Regions from separate parts of the Homo sapiens genome. Here region 1 is linked to region 2. Evidence: read pairs that join two places in POLR2A ChIA-PET (ENCODE). Cell type or tissue: PC-9. All regions are shown on one strand. Each heading gives the region's core, and the rest is flanking DNA. Links, peaks and the distances in the headings are about the cores only.

Evidence for each region. ChIA-PET counts read pairs that join two places held together with the same protein. Peaks named below come from ENCODE experiments on the same cell type or tissue, not always from the same donor. Only the 100,000 strongest peaks of a DNase experiment are listed, where the experiment ranks them.
Region 1: POLR2A ChIA-PET joins it to region 2 with 18 read pairs; 5 of 35 experiments call an interaction of 5 or more read pairs at or near these places.

Annotation. Positions count from the first base shown.
Region 1 is chr5:138,775,104-138,784,841 of GRCh38, forward strand. CTNNA1 (catenin alpha 1) reads left to right here. Exons shown (of 18, transcript NM_001903.5): 2 at 6,820-6,926; 3 at 8,074-8,269. The coding sequence starts at 6,822. Among named protein-coding and RNA genes, the nearest start is that of CTNNA1-AS1, 26 kb to the left of the region's middle. In PC-9, for the core only: no CTCF peak of the experiment used is centred there; no DNase peak of the experiment used is centred there; H3K27ac peaks cover 764 bases.
Region 2 is chr5:138,979,649-138,989,386 of GRCh38, forward strand. All of the region lies in intron 7 of SIL1 (SIL1 nucleotide exchange factor), which reads right to left. Among named protein-coding and RNA genes, the nearest start is that of LRRTM2, 110 kb to the left of the region's middle. In PC-9, for the core only: no CTCF peak of the experiment used is centred there; a DNase peak (open chromatin) is centred at 5,813; H3K27ac peaks cover 706 bases.

The DNA of each region.
Region 1 (9,738 bases), core at 590-8,589, 200 kb before region 2:
GCTTGCAGCTAGCTTCACTTAACTTTCCTCTTGGCTCTCTCCCTTTGCAACCCTGGAAGGTTCTGTGTTTTGTTTGTGTTAATGCAGTATCTCTGGAATGCTAGGATATGTAGGATCCATAGGGCAAATAGTTCTTCTGAAATGTCTTATCTGTGACATTTGATGACATTTGGTTGAGCTGTTGTCAAACCTTTAGCAATCTAGAGCATTCCATTTCCTAAGGTTCACTGACTTGGGTTGATCAGTTGAGTGGACAAATAACCTTTAAAAACCAAAGTGTAGGCCTGACGTCACATGAATGTAGACAGCAAATTCATCTACCTTCAATGAAACAGATGACTGGGACACAGGCATTCTGTGTTACCAGATTAGGCAAATGCAGGTTCCTTTTGGCACCCCTATCTCTAGTGATTCTAGATTTGATGACAGTATAATGACAGTATAATGATGAAAATTCAGAAATTTAACATTGATACAATGCTACTGTTTAATTCAGTACCCATAGTCAAATTTTGTCAATTGTCTCAATGTTTTTCCCTTTCTCAACACAATTTCAGTCCAGAATCACTGTGTTTAAGTCTCTTTAGCCTCCTTTAATCTGGAAATATTTCTTTTTTTTTTTTTTTTTTTTTTTTTGAGTCGGAGTCTTGCTCTGTCCGCCCAGGCTGGAGTGCAGTGGCGCGATCTCGGTTCACTGCAACCTCCGCCTCCCAGGTTCATGCCATTCTCTTGTTTTAGCCTTCTAAGTAGCTGGGACTACAGGCACCTGCCACCACACCTGGCTAATTTTTTTTTTGTATTTTTAGTAGAGACGGGGTTTCACCGTGTTAGGCAGGATGGTCTCGATCTCCTGACCTCATGATCCACCTGCCTTGGCCTTCCAAAGTGCTGGGATTACAGGTGTGAGCCACCATGCCCGGCCTCTGGAAATGTTTCTTTTTTTTTTTTTTTTTTTTTTTTATTGATCATTCTTGGGTGTTTCTCACAGAGGGGGATTTGGCAGGGTCACAGGACAACAGTGGAGGGAGGGTCAGCAGATAAACAAGTGAACAAAGGTCTCTGGTTTTCCTATGCAGAGGACCCTGCGGCCTTCCGCAGTGTTTGTGTCCCTGGGTACTTGAGATTAGGGAGTGGTGATGACTCTTAACGAGCATGCTGCCTTCAAGCATCTGTTCAACAAAGCACATCTTGCACCACCTCAATCCATTCAACCCTGAGTGGACACACCACATGTTTCAGAGAGCACAGGGTTGGGGGTAAGGTCACCGATCAACAGGATCACAAGGCAGAATAATTTTTCTTAGTACAGAACAAAATGAAAAGTCTCCCGTGTCTGCCTCTTTCTACACAGACACGGCAACCATCCGATTTATCAATCCTTTGCCCGCCTTTCCCCCCTTTTCTATTCCACAAAACCGCCATCGTCATCATGGCCCGTTCTCAATGAGCTGCTGGGCACACCTCCCAGACGGGGTGGTGGCCGAGCAGAGGGGTTCCTCACTTCCCAGTAGGAGCGGCCGGGCAGAGGCGCCCCTCACCTCCCGGACGGGGCGGCTGGCCGGGCGGGGGGCTGACCCCCCCACCTCCCTCCCGGACGGGGCGGCTGGCCGGGCAGAGGGGCTCCTCACTTCCCAGTAGGGGCGGCCGGGCAGAAGCGCCCCTCACCTCCCGGACGGGGCGGCTGGCCAGGCGGGGGGCTGACCCCCCCACCTCCCTCCCGGACGGGGCGGCTGGCCGGGCGGGGGGGCTGACTCCCCCACCTCCCTCCCGGGCGGGGCGGCTGGCCGGGCAGGGGGCTGACCCCCCCACCTCCCTCCCGGACGGGGCGGCTGGCCGGGCGGGGGGCTGACTCCCCCACCTCCCTCCCGGACGGGGCGGCTGGCCTGGCGGGGGCTGACCCCCCACCTCCCTCCCGGATGGGGTGGCTGCCGGGCAGAGACGCTCCTCACTTCCCAGACGGGGTGGCTGCCGGGCGGAGGGGCTCCTCACTTCTCATATGGGGCGGTTGCCAGGCGGAGGGTCTCCTCACTTCTCAGACGGGGCGGCTGGGCAGAGACGCTCCTCACCTCCCAGACGGGGTCGCGGCCGGGTAGAGGCGCTCCTCACATCCCAGACGGGGCGGCGGGGCAGAGGCGCTCCCCACATCTCAGACGATGGGCGGCCGGGCAGAGACGCTCCTCACTTCCTAGATGGGATGGCGGCCGGGAAGAGGCGCTCCTCACTTCCTAGATGGGATGGCGGCCGGGCAGAGACGCTCCTCACTTTCCAGACTGGGCAGCCAGGCAGAGGGGCTCCTCACGTCCCAGACGATGGGCGGCCAGGCAGAGACGCTCCTCACTTCCCAGACGGGGTGGCGGCCGGGCAGAGGCTGCAATCTCGGCACTTTGGGAGGCCAAGGCAGGCGGCTGGGAGGTGGAGGTTGTAGCGAGCCGAGATCACGCCACTGCACTCCAGCCTGGGCACCATTGAGCACTGAGTGAACCAGACTCCGTCTGCAATCCCGGCACCTCTGGAGGCCGAGGCTGGCGGATCACTCGCGGTTAGGAGCTGGAGACCAGCCCGGCTAACACAGTGAAACCCCGTCTCCACCAAAAAAATACAAAAACCAGTCAGGCATGGCGGTGCGCGCCTGCAATCACAGGCACTCGGCAGGCTGAGGCAGGAGAATCAGGCAGGGAGGCTGCAGCGAGCTGAGATGGCAGCAGTACAGTCCAGCTTCAGCTCGGCATCAGTGGGAGACCGTGGAAAGAGAGGGAGAGGGAGACCGTGGGGAGAGGGAGAGGGAGAGGAGGGAGAGGGAGAGGAGGGAGAGGGGGAGGAGGGAGAGGGGGAGGAGGGAGAGGGGGAGGAGGGAGAGGGGGAGGGGAAATGTTTCTTAATCTGTCTTTTTTTTTTTTTTTTTTTTTTTAAACAGAGTCTTGCTCTGTGGCCCAGGCAGGAGTGCAGTGGCACCATCTCCACTCACTGCAAGTTCTGCTCCCCCAGGTTCATGCCATTCTCCTGCCTCAGCCTCCCGAGTAGCTGGGACTACAGGCGACCGCCACCACGCCCGGCTAATTTTTTGGTATTTTTAGTAGAGACGGGGTTTCACAGTGTTGACCAGGATGGTTTCGATCTCCTGAACTCGTGATCCACCCGCCTTGGCCTCCCAAAGTGCTGGGATTACAGACGTGAGCCTCCGCGCCCGGCTGCTTTGACATTTTTCAAGACTACAGCCAGTTATTTTGTAGATCGTCTCACGCTTTGAATTTGATGTTGCCTCATGACTAGTTGAGGTTATGTAATTTTCAGGCGAAATAACACAGAGGTGATGTTGTATCCTTCTCAGTGCATCGTGTTAGGAGATACGTGATGTGGGTTTGTGTCCTTATTAGGGACAGTAATTTTGATTACTTGGTTAAGGTGGCATCTCAGGTTTCTGGACTGTGAAGTTACTATTTCCCCCATCTGTCATAAATAAATAATCTGTTGGGAGTTACTATGACACTAGATCACGCTACTGAGAAACTGAATGCTAATCTACTTGGTTAGCATTCTTTGATTCTTGCCTGAGGCAATTAATATTATGGTTCCTGAATGCTGATTTTTCTAAATACATTGTTCTTTCTACATTTATTAGTTTGTTTCCTATTGTTTGGAAGAACTTTTCCTTCTTTATTCATATTAGCATGGACTCATGCATTAGTCAATGGATCATACTTTGTTCTATCTAATCTCCACTAAAGCTCTCTGAAGAAGGCAGTGGTTGGTAGTCTTTTATGAGGGATCTAGTTCAAAGTTACGTTTTTTTTTTGAGATGGAATCTTGCTCTGTTGCCTAGGCTGGAGTGCAGTGGCATGATCTCGGCTCATTGCAACCTCTGCCTCCCAGGTTCCAGCGATTCTCCTGGCTCAGCCTCATGAGTAGCTGCGATCACAAGCAACCGCCACTACGCCTGGCTAATTTTTGTATTTTTAGTAGAGAGAGGGTTTCACCACATTGGCCAGGCTGGTCTCGAACTCCTGACCTCAGGTGATCCACCCACTTTGGCCTCCCTAAGTGCTGGAATTACAAGCATGAACCACCATGCCTGGCCAGTTTTCACCCAGTAGTTTTGACATTCATTGCTAATCCTTGGCTGGATCAGTTTTTACCAGTGGGGGTTGCAAGATGGTCATTTTCTAATTCTATTCTAGATTCATGGTAAAGAAATTCCCTCCCCATACCCTTTCTTTTGAGGATCCCTATGGTCTTAAGGATATTTATTTAATTATTTAGTTACAGACAGTTACAGTCATTATTCTCTTTGATAGTTGTCCTAAATTTGGCTGATGGGAGCCCTTGCTTCCTGTGTCTTTTGATATGATCTTGTTAGTCTTGTCCCCTTTCCGCACAATACAGTGCTTCAGACCTGGAACTTTGGTTTCTATTAATGGGAAATGGTCCGTTTTTTAAAAAAAAAATAAGTAGAAATGGGATCTCTCTGTGTGGCCCAGGCTGGTCTCAAACTCCTGGGCTTAAGTGATCCTCCTGCCTTGGCCTTCCAAAGTGCTGGTATCACAGGCATGAACCACCATGCAAATGGTATTTAATAGAAATAAATACTTGGGCACTGATAACACTGGTTTTTTTTTGTTTTTGTTTTTTTTTTGAGACAAGAGCTTGCTCTGTTGCCCAGGCTGGAGTGCAGTGGTGCGATCTTGGCTCACTGCAACCTCCACCTCCCAGGTTCAAGTGGTTTTCCTGCCTCAGCCTCCTGAGCAGCTGGGATTACGGGCGTGTACCACCACACTGGACTAATTTTTGTAGTTTTAATAGAGACGGGGTTTCACTATGTTGGCCAGGCTGGTTGTTTTGTTTTTTAATTTGCCAACATTGTTTTTAAGAGTAACATTGTAGCCCGTTGTGTCATTGTTACATAATTTATTGAGTGATCTGTTGTTTGAAATTTAGGTAATTTATAACTTTTAATGTTTATATAAAGCAGTGTTGTGAACATCATTGTATCCCAGTTTTTACATGTTCCTTAACTTTAGAATAAGATTTTAGCAGTAGATTTTCTGGGTCATACAAATGTACTTTTTAAAGATTTTATTTTATTTATTTATTTTATTTTTTATTTTTTTGAGACGGAGTCTTGCTCTTTCGCCCAGGCCGGACTGCAGTGGCGCTATCTCTGCTACTGCAAGCTCCGTCTCTGGGGTTCACGCCATTTTCCTGCCTCAGCCTCCCGAGTAGCTGGGACTACAGGTGCCCGCCACTGCGCCTGGCTAATTTTTTTTTTGTATTTTTAGTAGAGACTGGGTTTCACCGTGTTAGGCAGGATGGTCTCAATCTCCTGACCTCATGATCTGCCCGCCTCAGCCTCCCAAAGTGCTGGGATTACAGGCGTGAGCCACTGCGCCTGGCCAAGATTTTATTTTTTTAATTTTTATTATTATTATTATTTTTTAAGATGGAGTTTTTTTCTTGTTGCCCAGGCTGGAGTGCAATGGCACAATCTCGGCTCACTGCAGCCTCTGCCTCCCGGGTTCAAGCGATTCTTCTGCCTCAGCCTCCCGAGTAGCTGGGATTACAGGCGTGCACCACCAGCCTGGCTAATTTTGTATTTTTAGTAGAGACAGGGTTTATCCTTGTTGGTCAGGCTGGTGTCGAACTCCCGACCTCAGGTGATCTGCCCGCCTTGGCTTCCCAAAGTGCTGGGATTACAGGAGTGAGCCACCACGCCCAGCCTTTAAGCTTTTAAATGTCTACCAGCAGTTTGTTGTCTAGAAAGTTTATATTAGTGTTTACCTCAGCTTCATGCCTTTTCTTTTCTTTTTTTCTTTAATAATTGAAGGCACTACTTTTAGAAGAAAAGACTAACTGTTATTTTCGTTGATGTTTTCTCCCTATTCTTAAAGCCGCTGTCTGACAGAAGTTTCTCTTGACACTGATACAGTGATATTTGACTAAGTGTGATTTGAAATTTCTTCTGGCTATGAGTGATAATAGCTGTGGGTGCAGAGGGCAGCTGATTTAAACATTATGTTTTAATAGAATAAGACAAGTCCTTCTCTAGGAATCCATCAAAAAATGAAGTGAAGCATACCTTTTAGATACTACTGTACCATGAATGTTGTGGAGTAGGAAAAATCAGGATCTTCTGTATTCGTTTTTGAAGCAGTGTCTTTGAAAGTAGCTTTTGGCCGGGTGCGGTGGCTCACGCCTATAATCCCAGCACTTTGGGAGGCCGAGGCAGGTGGATCATGAGGTCAGGAGATCGAGACCATCATATCCTGGCTAACACGGTGAAACCCCGTCTCTACTAAAAATGCAAAAAAATTAGCCGGGCGTGGTGGCGGGCCCCTGTAGTCACAGCCACTTGGGAGGCTGAGGCCAGAGAATGGCGTGAACCCAGGAGGCGGAGCTTGCAGTGAGCTGAGATCCACCACTGCCCTCCAGCCTGGGCGAAAGAGCAAGACTCTGTCTCAAAAAAAAAAAAAAAAAGAAAGTAGCTTTCATTCACTTTAGCTTTTCATCTTGTTTCTAAAGGTGGGGCAGATAAAGTGAGTAGGAACTGAGGTAGGAAGTCTTGGTGCTAGAGAAGCCCAAAGGGAAACATTCTGTGTGTTTGGGAATGCCCTCTTGTAGTACCCCTCCTATTTGTAAGCCTGAAATCATTAAATATTAAGAGGTTGTAAGGTTTACTGGGTCTTCATGTGTAGGCTAGTTAGAATTTTTTCATCTATAGTGAATATAGCTTTCCTGATGCAAAAGTCCCAAAGTAGGAGAAGATTTGTTACATATTTCATGTTTGTGTTTGATGTTTGCCTGACTGACTTTTTGTTTCTTATTTAGAAATGACTGCTGTCCATGCAGGCAACATAAACTTCAAGTGGGATCCTAAAAGTCTAGAGATCAGGACTCTGGCAGTTGAGAGACTGTTGGAGCCTCTTGTTACACAGGTAAGAATCTGAAAACACAAATACATTGTAACATGGTTCTATAGCACAGGCCTGGGTAACAACCATAAGAGCAAGGTTATTTAGTTCAAAGCCTTAATTCCAGTACTTGAGTTTAGGTGACAGTTCTTAGATGATTTGAATATTGATGCATGGGTTTAGTTAACCCTTGAGAACGCTGCTGCTGTCGTTTTCTTCAGTCTTATTGCTAGTAACGGGTCCATGGTATGTAGTGCAACTTTGCAAATGTTTGTGCTTTGCAGATACTTCACCTTTCTTCAGAGGGGAAACCCAAGAAAGGTGGAGTCTGGATCCTTGATTGTTAAGGTCTCTCACTCTGCTTAACACACCTTTCATTGTGTGGGATTAATTAGCAGGTAATTCAACTTGAGGGTTTAGGTTTGGTATGCTACAAATGTCACAATGTTAGGGTAGTTCATAAACTGTTAGCAACTAGCTGTGTACTTTTAGTGTTTTACAATAGTATGTCTATTGTTTGTATGTGAGAGATTCAGAGAGAGAGAGAGAAAATGAGTCTTGTTTGGCAAATTTACACTATAACATATATTCATCATCTTTAACCTAGAGATAATCTGGTATTATGTGTATTAATGATGGTAATGTTCTAAGACATAAAGCGTCATCACTGTAGGCTTCTTTGGGCAATCATTCGTTTATTGGGACCTTTACTAATTGCTGAGATTTGTGTGAATAAACTGTCAAAAGACTTCAGAAGCAAATTATCTTAAAATGTTTTGCAAAGTTTGAAAACAGTGGCAGTGTGATCTCCAGATAAAGCTAAGTTCATTGTTAACCTCTTTCTGGAACATCTTGGTGACATATAGTAGAGACATCTAACTTGTCTCTAATCATTTTTTAATTTGTAAAATCAAACTAAAAACCTAATGATCATATTTGAGAAATTAAAATATGTGTTAAATAATTCTCTGTACACATTAAGAAAGCTGAATTATTTTGGAAATTAAATATAGCATCATTGCTGTATATCTTAAATATGGGGAATTGTATGTTAATGTTCAGTGGAATCTCATGTGATTTTTTAAAAGAATAACTTAATCTTGCTGTCTTTAAAGATATTAGTTTGTCATTTTAATTGACTCCAGTTTAATGTTAAAAATGAAACTTTTAGGTTACAACCCTTGTAAACACCAATAGTAAAGGGCCCTCTAATAAGAAGAGAGGTCGTTCTAAGAAGGCCCATGTTTTGGCTGCATCTGTTGAACAAGCAACTGAGAATTTCTTGGAGAAGGGGGATAAAATTGCGAAGGAGAGCCAGTTTCTCAAGGAGGAGCTTGTGGCTGCTGTAGAAGATGTTCGAAAACAAGGTAGGTCATTACTGCTTTTTAGGTAAAGAGAGGCAGGCCTTTCTAGAAAATCAGTGTTTGAAGATTTTTTTTGTGGTCAGTATTCTCATTCTTATGCTTGCCAATTGCTCAGTAACTTACTTAGTTATTGGAGATGTATTAAGTTGGACTGGCTCATATTTTAATTCTCATTCTTATGCTTGCCAGTTGCTCAGTAACTTAGTTATTGGAGATGTATTAAGTTGGACTGGCTCATTTTAATCATGAGAGATGCTTGCAGAGGGACATCTGGAGAATCTGAATCCACTTCTCTTGGGTATTTCAAGTAATAGTTAAGTCTTAGAAATGTTGTAACACAAATTGATAGGAAAGAAATGGGACCGAAGTTTACTTTTCATCCTGTGTAATACTTCTTTTTAGTTCATGCTGAAGAGATGGGTGTGATAAAATGGAAAAATATCTACCTACTCTGAAAATACTCTAGAAATTGTCCTATTGTGTCAGAATAGTATGTTAAATCAGCCATGCATATTTGAACTGGTTGGAGCTTGACATAAATCTGGGTATAAAGGAATCATGTTTTGGGAAATTCAGAATTGATAAAAAGTAAAATGGTAATCCACAGTTTACTAATAATTAATGCTAGAAAAATTGTCCTTATTATGTTACAAATGTGGAAGGAAGACTTTAAATACGGAAGATAAACTTCTTGAAACCTGCAGTTTTTATTTTTAGTAGAGATGGGGTTTCACTAGTTGCCCAGGCTGGTCTCAAACTCCCAAGCTCAAACAATCCGCCTGCCTCGGCCTGCCAGAGTGCTGGGATTGCAGGCATGAGCCACAGTGCCCGGCCTTGAAACCTGTAGTTGTGTGTTAGGTTTCTTTTCCAGTCGGAGAATTTCAACAATGATGTAGGTTTTTTAGGTTATTGGATATCAGCTAAGGTAAATCGAGCCCTGCTATTTACAGGTGCTTTACTAACCCTTGGGAGAACTTCATAGATCTTTCGTGCCTGATGGTAGATTGCATAGTCCAGAGTCTTATGTCAAATTCATCCCTGTGGCAGTACCCATAAATGGGCAGTGCCTTAGATGGAGATAACATCTCCAATTGTTTTCTGAATTTGTGAACAAATAACCTTCAATGGTAAATATTTTTTCAGTTTTCAGGCTGAAGATAAATATTTCTAATACTGAAAATGATGAAATTATTAGAATTCCACAGTACTAATTAGGCAGGTATATTAGTTTCCTAGGGCTTCTATAACATAAATTATTACAAGCTTGGTGGCTTAGAATAATAGAAATTTATTCTCTCATCATTCTGAAGGCCAGAAATCTGAAATCAAGGTGTTGGCAGGCTTGATTCCTTGTTGGGACTTAGGAAGAATCTGTGGATGCCTCTTTCCTAGCTTCTGGTGGTTGCCAGCAATTCTTAGCATTCCTTGGCTTGCAGACATGTTACTCCAGTCTCTGCCTTTGTTATCATATA
Region 2 (9,738 bases), core at 1,012-9,011:
ACAAGTCACCATACCCGGCTAATTCATATTTTTTAATGAATGTATGAATTTTTAGGGCCAGAGGAGATGAGTGTTGGGATGGGCTATGAGAGAGGGCTCCTTGCCAGGAGGCAGGGGTGAACACAGTGATATCTGGAATCATTTCTGTCTAGAGGAGCTGTAAAGAGTGAGAGAATGCGGTCTTCCACAAGAGCATGGGGGCAGTGTTAGATGCAACACTCCTGAGAAGTGAACGGCATCATCAATAACAAACTCCCTGACTGAAATGCTCAGGTAGTCATCCTGTCTTTTCAGCCACCCGGGTGAGCAAAAGACAGAACAATGGCTCAGGAATGGGGACAACTCAGGCAAAAGGGCCTAGTCACAGGGGTGAGGTTCTTTCCAGAATCCTCAGCACACAGCAACACCCCCAAAGGGGGCTCTAGGCTCTTGCTTTACAAAAACCGCTAGGGGCCTGTGTGTCAGCATGGCTGACAGGAAGCGGTTATACTGAGGAAAAAGAGATGAAGTCAAAAGATAAAGTTGACAGATATTAGGGTTGTTTCCACATTTTGCCTATGAACTTGCCTCTTCTAGCCTTTGCCAAGAACAATGAAATAAGAAGTCTGAAGAGCTGAATGTCCATGCCAGGGTGCTTCATCAAAGCACCTCAGGGATCCTAGACTTGACTGCCGAGAGGAGGCATTTTAGTCAGGCAAAGAGGTTGGAGGTGTGGTATGGGTGCTTAAAGTTGGCTAAGTGCTAAAAAAGGTGGACAGTTTGGACAACCAGTCTATGAGTCCCATGGCAGGGAAGGAGGTAACCTAAGAGACAAGCAGGGGTCCAAAAGAGAGGTCTGGAAACTCATCAGTTGCAGCATCAAGAAAGGTATTCAAAGGCAAGGGCCCTTGCCCTTCCATCCCAGACTTCCACTGTGTCACTTTTCATGAGGGAAAGGAAGGAGGGCACAGTGAGTTTTAGAGGCACATGCATGCACACACACATATATGGAGTTGCCTCTGGGAATGTAAATAAATATTCATGAACAGCTCAGTGTATGAAAAGCAAGGACAGAGGATGAAAAATGGTGCCAATTAGAAAGAAAGGGTGGTATCTATTTTTAAAGTGGCTGAATAAACAGTAAAGGATTGCTTGCTAAAAATACTGTGCTTGACCCCCTCCCCAGTGGCAGAGTCCCTCTCCTGTGCTTGGTAACAACAGGCAAACTCTCCTCCCAGTGTGGCAGGTCTAATGCTGCCATGGCAGCCTCATGTTCTTATGAGAGGTTCACCCTGGGCCAGGTATGGTGGCTCTCGCCTGTAATCCCAGCACTTAGGGAGGCCGAGGCAGGCGGATCACTTGAGGTCAGGGGTTTGAGACTAGCCTGGCCAACATGGAGAAACCCCATTTCTATAAAAGATACAAAAATTTGCTGGCTCTGGTGGCGCATACTTGTAATCCCAGCTACTTGAGAGGCTGAGAGGCTGAGGCAGGAGAATCGCTTGAACCCAGGTGGCGGAGGTTGCAGCAAGCCAAGATCACGTCACTGCCCTCTAGCCTGGGCAACAGAGTGAGACTCTGTCTCCAAAAAAAAAAAAAAAAAAAAGTTTACCCTGGGTGCCTGTCTCCAGTAAGAAGGAGATTTCTTGTGAGAAGCATTCTGGGTCTCGGACCACAAGCTGATAATGGCACTCATGCCTCAGAGGTGACTCAGGTTCTCAACAGTCTCCAAAAGATCCCTTGGCAAGAGGGAGCAAGTGAATGCAGGACTCCACTGGAGAATCCAACTATGGAGGCATCAGAACCAATGTAACAAAAAAGGAGGGGAGAGTCCCCAAATTATCCTCCCCAGAGTCCAGATCATATGGGAGTATTTCATGAGAGTCATTTCATGGGACTAGTGGGGCACTGAAATCAAGTTTCTTATCCACTGCCCACTCCTGATACACATGCACCAGGATATTCCCCCCTGGGATTAGATCTGACTGATGGCACATGAAAATAAAGGCAAGGAGTGAAGCTCAGTATGATTCATGGACAGAGAAAACAACAGGAACCCAAATTGTATGTGGGCCAGTGATGGGCAGGGACTGGAGTTTCTGTTCTGTCCCAGATGCGCAAATCTCACCCAAGTCAGTCCTGTAGGAAAAGCACTTGCTCTCCCACGCTCACGCCTGCTCTCGCGTGCTCTCAATCTCTCTCTCTTTTTTTTTTCTCTCTCTCAGCATTTATCACCACTTGGCACCACACTGTGGTTAGAAGTCTGGCTTTGAAGTCACGCTGCCTGGGTTCATGTCTTGGCTCTGACACAGTCTAGCTGGGCGACACTAGGCAAGTACTTAACCTCCCCAAGCCTCAGTTTCTCCATGCATAAAATGGAAATAGTAATTGTCTTTACTCCATAACAGTACTTACTTGGCCAGATTCAATGAGAGCATGCAGTGACTCTCAGCTCGGTGCCTGACATGTTGTAGGTACTTTTTTCTAAATATTCTTCATGTCTTGGTCTAGACTCTAAACATTTTGAGGACAGTAACCATGCCAAATGCATCTTCCTATCCTCTAAGAGTGTAACAGAGTTGAAATTCAGTAAACTTTTGTCAAATGAGCTGGCTTCCCTGAGCATGTTTGCCATGGGCAACAAACCCAGCTGGCAAATGCATTTGTCCAGTTCACCGGCCCCATTTGTTCTCATCACCTCAAGATAAATCCTCCCAACCACCAGCAAGGTGTGCAGGGTGGGCAGCATCTGCCCCTCCCTCCATTAGGAAAAGGTGAGAATAAATTGGAAAACAAACAGCCACAGGCAGTATTTGCAGCTCCTCAGAGCGATGCCCTATCGATTTTTAAGTGTCACTGTTAATAACAACAACAACTGGCAGTGATACAACATTTTTCTTCCAAAACAATCAGAGCATTTTATAGAGACAATTTCATCTATCTCTCCATGGCTCCAGCAGGAGCAGGAGAATATTCCCCACTTCAAGTAAAGGGCAGGAGAGGCCAAGGGGTTTGGCCAAGGTCACTGTACAAGTCAGTGGGATGCCGGTGCTCCTGGTCTCTGCGGCCCTCTGCATCCCTGGATGGCATCTCCCTAGGACAGAACTTCCCTAGCATAGTTCTTTTCAGATGTTTAGCAAAGTTAACCTTTTAACAAAACACCCATGGGTGGAGGGTGGCATCAAGCACTATTCCAAAAAGCATCCTCTTGGCGGGAAGCCCTTAGACATGACCACTCCTTGGCTTAGTCTTCCTCTTCCTGTGTGCCATCAAGAATCACACCTACCAGTTGGGCGTGGTGGCTCATGCCTGTAATCCCAGCACTTTGGGAGGCTGAGGCAGGCAGATCACCTAAGGTTAGGAGTTCGAGGCCAGCCTGGGCAACATGGTGAAACACCATCTCTGCTAAAAATACAAAAATTAGCCAGGCATGGCGGCTTGCACCTATTAGTCCCAGCAACTCAGGGGGGCTGAGGCACGAGAATCACTTGAACCCAGAAGGCAGAGGGTGCAGTGAGCCAAGATCATGCCACTGCACTCCATTCTGGGTGACAGAGTGAGACACTGTCTCAAAAAAAAAAAAAAAAAAAAAAAAAAAAGGCCGGGCGCGGTGGCTCACACCTGTCATCCCAGCACTTTGGGAGGCCGAGGAGGGCGGATCACGAGGTCAGGAGATTGAGACCATCCTGGCTAACATGGTGAAAGCCTTTCTCTACTATAAGTACAAAAAATTAGCCAGGCGTGGTGGCAGATGCCTGTAGTCCCAGGTACTCGGGAGGCTGAGGCAGGAGAATGGCGTGAACCCGGGCGGAGGAGCTTGCAGTGAGCCGAGATCGCGCCACTGCACTCCAGCCTGGGCGACAGAGCGAGATTTTGTCTCGAAAAAAAAAAAAGAAAAAAGAAATCAATCACACCCACCTAGTAGTCCAGAGGCTGGAGTGCCACACAAAGGGAGGCAGAGAAAGGACAGGTCCAATCTTACCCATGCGACACACAGATGTGTGTCCAAGGAGATTCCCGTCCAACCACCCACTCTACCCTGCCCGGACTCCCACGCTCCACCCCTCCCCAACACAGAACTCTACTCCCAAGAGTGACGTCTGGCAGAAACTATGAACATGAATGACAGTGATGCCCAAGCAGACAGACACAGTCTCTGTGAGACACATGCCAAGTGAGCATCCCTCCTCCCAGAGATGGACCCTAACCACCACTAGACAAGAGCTTCCTCTGCTGGAAACAGCTCATCCAGCCATCTCCATGATACATACCCTGCCCACAGCTCTGGGCATCAGGCAGATAGGTGGGACAGGAGGCCACAAGTAGTGTGTGTCATCCTGAAGGCTAAAATCAAAGCTTCCTGTCACACTGGGCTATGTCGGGGGATTAGCAAAGGTAGCTAATCCTGGTGCAGAGGATAGGTTCCAATCAAGATCTGAAAAATCAAAGGCTGAGGAAGGCACTGAATAAGATCTCCTGCACCTTATATAACCAGCAGGCTCAAGTGTCTGGTCTGTCCTCTTGTCACTGAATAGAGCAGCTGTGCTTGCAGGACTTCAGGAGAAACAGCACTCAAGGCAGATGAGAGATAATATCCAGGCTCAAGTACAAAAGAGGAATGAACTCCTTAGAACCTGGATGCCAAGGATTACTTAGTCTCAGGCAGGACTGATACTATCCCACCAACCCTCCCTCTCTTACGGTGTTTTTTTTTTTGTTTGCTTTTGTTTTTTTTTTTTTGAGACAGAGTCTCACTCTGGAGACTCTGTCACCCAGGCTGGAGTGCAGTGGGGTGATCTTGGCTCACTGCAACCTGTGCCTCCTAGGTTCAAGCGATTCTCCTGCCTCAGCCTCCCAAACAGCTGGGACTACAGGCATGTGCCACCATGCCTGGCTAATTTTTGTATTTTTAGTAGAGATTGGGTTTTGCCCTGTTGGCCAGGCTGGTCTCAAACTCCTGACCTCAGGTGATCCACCCACCTTAGCCTCCCAAAGTGCTAGGATTACAGGCATGAGCCACTGCACCCAGCCTCTTATGCATTCTTGAGGCCTGTGAGCTCTAGAGAATCAGGCATAGCCTCCCAAGTGGGATTACCAACCCCTACCATCCCCTTATACCCAGACAAAAGCAGGAAGGAAAATCTGACCACTTCTTGCTCTTGAGGGCCCAAGCTAGGGTGTGGGCAAAGGGTCCAGCTGAGTCTAAGCTGGAAAGCAGGGCGATGCCTCTGATAAGAACAAAGGCTGTATCAGACACAGGGGATGAGATGCTTCTCAGGCGCTATTCTTCACAAAGGGGACACCAGCAAAATAGGCAAATTAAACTCATTTGTGCCTGGCACAACGGCAGCAGTGGAAGCTACAGCCAGAGCAGCTAGAGGGGCCGAGGTAATGGCAGGACATGGCAGTGGGCACATGGGGAGAAGAGAAGCAGGGCTCAGCTCTTATCTCTATAGCATCCTAAGGGTGTGGCATGGGCCCTGGTTCACCAGCTCTGATGTGGGACCAAGAAACCTCACCTCCATCCCTTGGGGATATTTTAAGTATGTTCAATTTTGAGAGTGCCAGAGTTAAGAAATGCTGTCAGGGGAGTTGTTTTTGTGTGTTTTTGGTCTCCTTCTGAGATGGCTTTGCTGTACTTGTTTCCATCTAGGGATGAGTGAGATCCCTTATGGTTCCCTTTGACCTGCCTGATTAGCGATTCCACAGGAAAACACCTCCCATGACAAAATGAAAGTAGACTTCAAGCCACCTTCCTTCAGGCTGACTCCTGTGTAAATGAGCTGCCTGCAGCCTGACTCACGGCAGCTCAAAATGGAAAAATGAAGAGAAACAAACCAGTGTAGTTCAAAGGTAAGGGTGAGACTTGCCTATCACGTGAAGCTTCTATGGGCCTAACCCAGCACGCTGCCAGGGACTTGGCATGGGTATACAATTCAGGAAGGAAGGAACTCAGGGCACACTTCTCAAGCCAGAAAGAACCTCATATCTAGTGCTCTTGTTTTCACAGAGACTTAAAGTCTCACAGAAGTAAAATGATGGCTTAAAAGTCAGTTCTCTGACTGTCGACCCAAGACTGTATCCCATGTGTCCAGACTCCTGAGTTCAGGACTAGGTCAGAGTCACACTGAGTCAGGGGCCCCTGTACATATTTGCATCACCTCCCACCCCATGGCCATGGCTAGAGATAAGTGGTGGCAGAGCTGTGGGCGGGAACGTGGACTTCCTCCCTCAGCGACTGGCCAGTGAAGTAGAGCCCGCTGATGAAGGCAAACCCTGCAATCTCCAGCTCCACAGATGATGTTCTGTACTAACAGGCTCCCTGGCAAGGCAGCAGGGCACCCATCATCCTAATGGACTTTGTGATTAACATGGCTAGTCCACCTACAGCGCCAGGCCCTCTCCCTTCCCTCCCTCTGGATTGCAGGGTCCCCACAGGCAGCAGCTACCCCAGGTGTCTGTTTGATCCAAACATTAAAAAAGCGTCCATTCACTATAGCAAAGAGGCAGTTATTTCAAACCTATACATTATGCATCCCTGCTGGAAAGAAAAAAGAGCAAAATTAAATTAAAATTCTCTCTGGAAGATTTCTGCCCAGAAAGACAGAAAAGCACTCTGGAGTTGTACCTAGTTCCCAACTCCAAGCAGCTCTCTGCTGCCCTTCCCCTGCTTCCCCTCCTGGCTGGACAGCTCCAGATGTGTCTCTGAGTTTCAATGATTCACTCTAATGATAATGCACCCTCTGAACAAATCACGGACTCTGATTGATTTAGGACGCAACTTGCACAAATACCTGTAATCTAGTTCTAATCTTGTTTGTTTCCATTCCAATTATCCTGCATCAATGGTTTAAAAATGGGAACCGTCTGGTGCATACATCCAATCCATTTTAATAGAGGATAAATCTGGGTTATTGTGACCCTTTCCTCTCCCAGGCGCAGGACAACACCAGCCCTCTCAAGGCACTGATTGGGCAGAATCAGCTCTAACTCTATTCAACTCTTCAAGGATTCAATTAATCATAAAGCCAATTCCATTCTAGGCTCCATCTGTCTTGCCTCCTTCGGGGACTAATAATCACTCACTGTGTGTTTTTACACACTAGTTGAACTGAAATTAAGACTGATTTCATCATGGAACACTCAAAAAGAAAATACATTTCTTGAAGAAAAATTTCAGAGCTACTTTAAAGTTCTGTTCAGATAAAGATATTTGTAAATATAAACAAAAACAATTTTAACTTCAAACTTCTTGACATTGTAAAATAATTCCTGCCCCCAAATCCTTGGAAAAGGGCAGCTTCTCAGGAGAATCAGAAACTCCTGAGATTGGATCAGACAACAGAAAGACTCAATTTGTCCTTGGGCACAACATAGGTACCTAAAACATGGGAGGGGAAAAAAAATTGGGTCAATTTGATATTTGATGCACTATTTTGTTTTATTTATGATAGATTATTTTATTTTATTTTATTTTATTTTATTTTATTTTATTTTATTTTATTTATTTTGAGACAGGGCCTGGCTCTGTCACCCAGGCTGGAGTGCAGTGGCATGATCACAGCTCACTGTAATCTCCTTAAGTGATCCTCCCACCTCAGCCTCCCAAGTAGCTGGGACTACAGGCACACACCACCACTCTTGGTTGCTTTTTGTATCTTTTTTGGTACAGATGGGGTTTCACCATGTTGGCCAGGCTGGTCTCAAACTCCTGGCCTCAATTGATCTACCCACTCGGCCTCCCACAGTGCTGGGATTGCATTATTAAAAAAAAAATCTAACTAGTCATCCATTCTGGGACCAGAGGACTTAACCTAAAATTTAGAATTATTTTTATTTTGCATTACCTATTCATGAAGGCAGGGAGGTCAGGGAAGATAGGGCACCATATTCTTTTCAATGTGTAGGACCTCTAGAAGTTTTCAGCTGGCCCTGAGGAGTCTAAACCCTCACACTCCTCTAAAGGGCATGATATATGGCTTTTGTATTCCTGCATAGCCTGGCTCTCATAGAAGCATTAAAGTGACTGCCCTGGCAAACACTCTAAATGGAGCCCTCTTACTACACCCATCTCATCCCCTACCCTGAGGATAATCTCTTTACCAGGAGCATGACCATGGAAAGGGCCACGGCCCAACCAGCTGGCCACCTGGATCTAGAAGCAAGCCTAACTTGTCAGCAGGTTTCAACAGAGAAAATGAAAATAGTTGAGCTTTTTATTTTTTGAGACAAGAGTTTTGCTCTTGTCACCCAGGCTAGAGTGCAATGGCGTGATCTCGGCTCAATGCAACATCCATCTCCCGGGTTCAAGCAATTCTGCCTCTGCCTCCCAAGTAGCTGGGATTACAGGCATGCGCCACCATGCCCAGCTAATTTTGTATTTTTAGTAGAGACAGGGTTTCACCATGTTGGCCAGCCTGGTCTCAAACTCCTGACCTCAGGTGATCTGCCCACCTCAGCCTCCCAAAGTGTTGGGATTATAGATGTGAGACACTGCGCCTGGCCAAGTTTTTTACTTTTTACTTTTTACAATTGTAAAGACAAAGCATTTGGGCCTCTCCAGAGTCCAAAGCTCCTGGTGGCCATTGTACGCCTAGCACAGACCCGTACACCTGGTTCTTACAGAACAGTCCCAGCACAATGGAGGGAACATGCTGCAGCCAAGGAGACACAGCATGTGGCTTCTTTATTGCCTTAACAGATTTTAAACTAAAATTTTGAATTACACAGATTCCCAATCAGAACTAATGACATAGGCATTCCAAACTTAACATCAAAGATGTTTTGTGAGTCATATTGGCTCTAAAAAACCATCAGTAATCACTTCTTAGACACAACAATCAAATACCTCCTTCGTTTAAACAATAAATTTTGCCTACTAATAAGTCTAATTAATTGAAGCACTGTCATTTTTAAACGTAGGTCAATGTAAGCATTTTCCCAAAAGTTTCCACCTGAGTCATTCTACAACTATTGAAAGCAAAGAAACTATCTCCTAAGAAGCTCTTTATGGACTGATAAAGAATGATATTCAAGATACAGTGCTACCAGCCTGACCAACCCAGTGAAACCCCATCTCTACAAAAAATTTTTAAATTGGCCAGGCATGGTGGTACGTACCTGTGGTCCCAGCTACTTGGGAGGCTGAGGCAGGAGGATCGCTTGAGCCCAGGAGGTTGAAGCTGCACTAAGCTATGATTGCACCCCTGCACTCTAGCTTGGGTGAGAGCGAGACCGTATCTCTACCAAATAAGCAAACAAAATACTTATATAGTTAAACAGAAAAAGTAAATTACAGAATGATGAATCTACAGTAAACTGCCTTTCATGTAAAAACAATATATGGAAATATTTACTTTAACATGGAAAAATATCTCTAGAAGAAACTGACAACACTGGTTGCCTTGAGGCAGGGAAGCAGGGTAGCAAAGGGACACGGTGGAAGGACACAGTGGAGGATACTTTTCATATCCTCTGGTGCCGTTTGAATTTTGAGCCATGTGACTGTATTACCAAATCAGAGTTGAAAACATGAAGTTTAAGTAAGTCATCTCATAGACAGTAATCTGGACACTTACCAAAATACTACAGAGAAGTCAGACCATGTTCCACAGGGAAAACAAGAATCTTATATATCCCAGCCAGGCATGGTGGCTCACACCTGTAATCCCAGCACTTTGGGAGGCCAAGGCGGGCAGATCACTTGAGGCCAGGAGTTCTAGACCAGCCTGGCCAACACAGTGAAACCCCATCTCTACC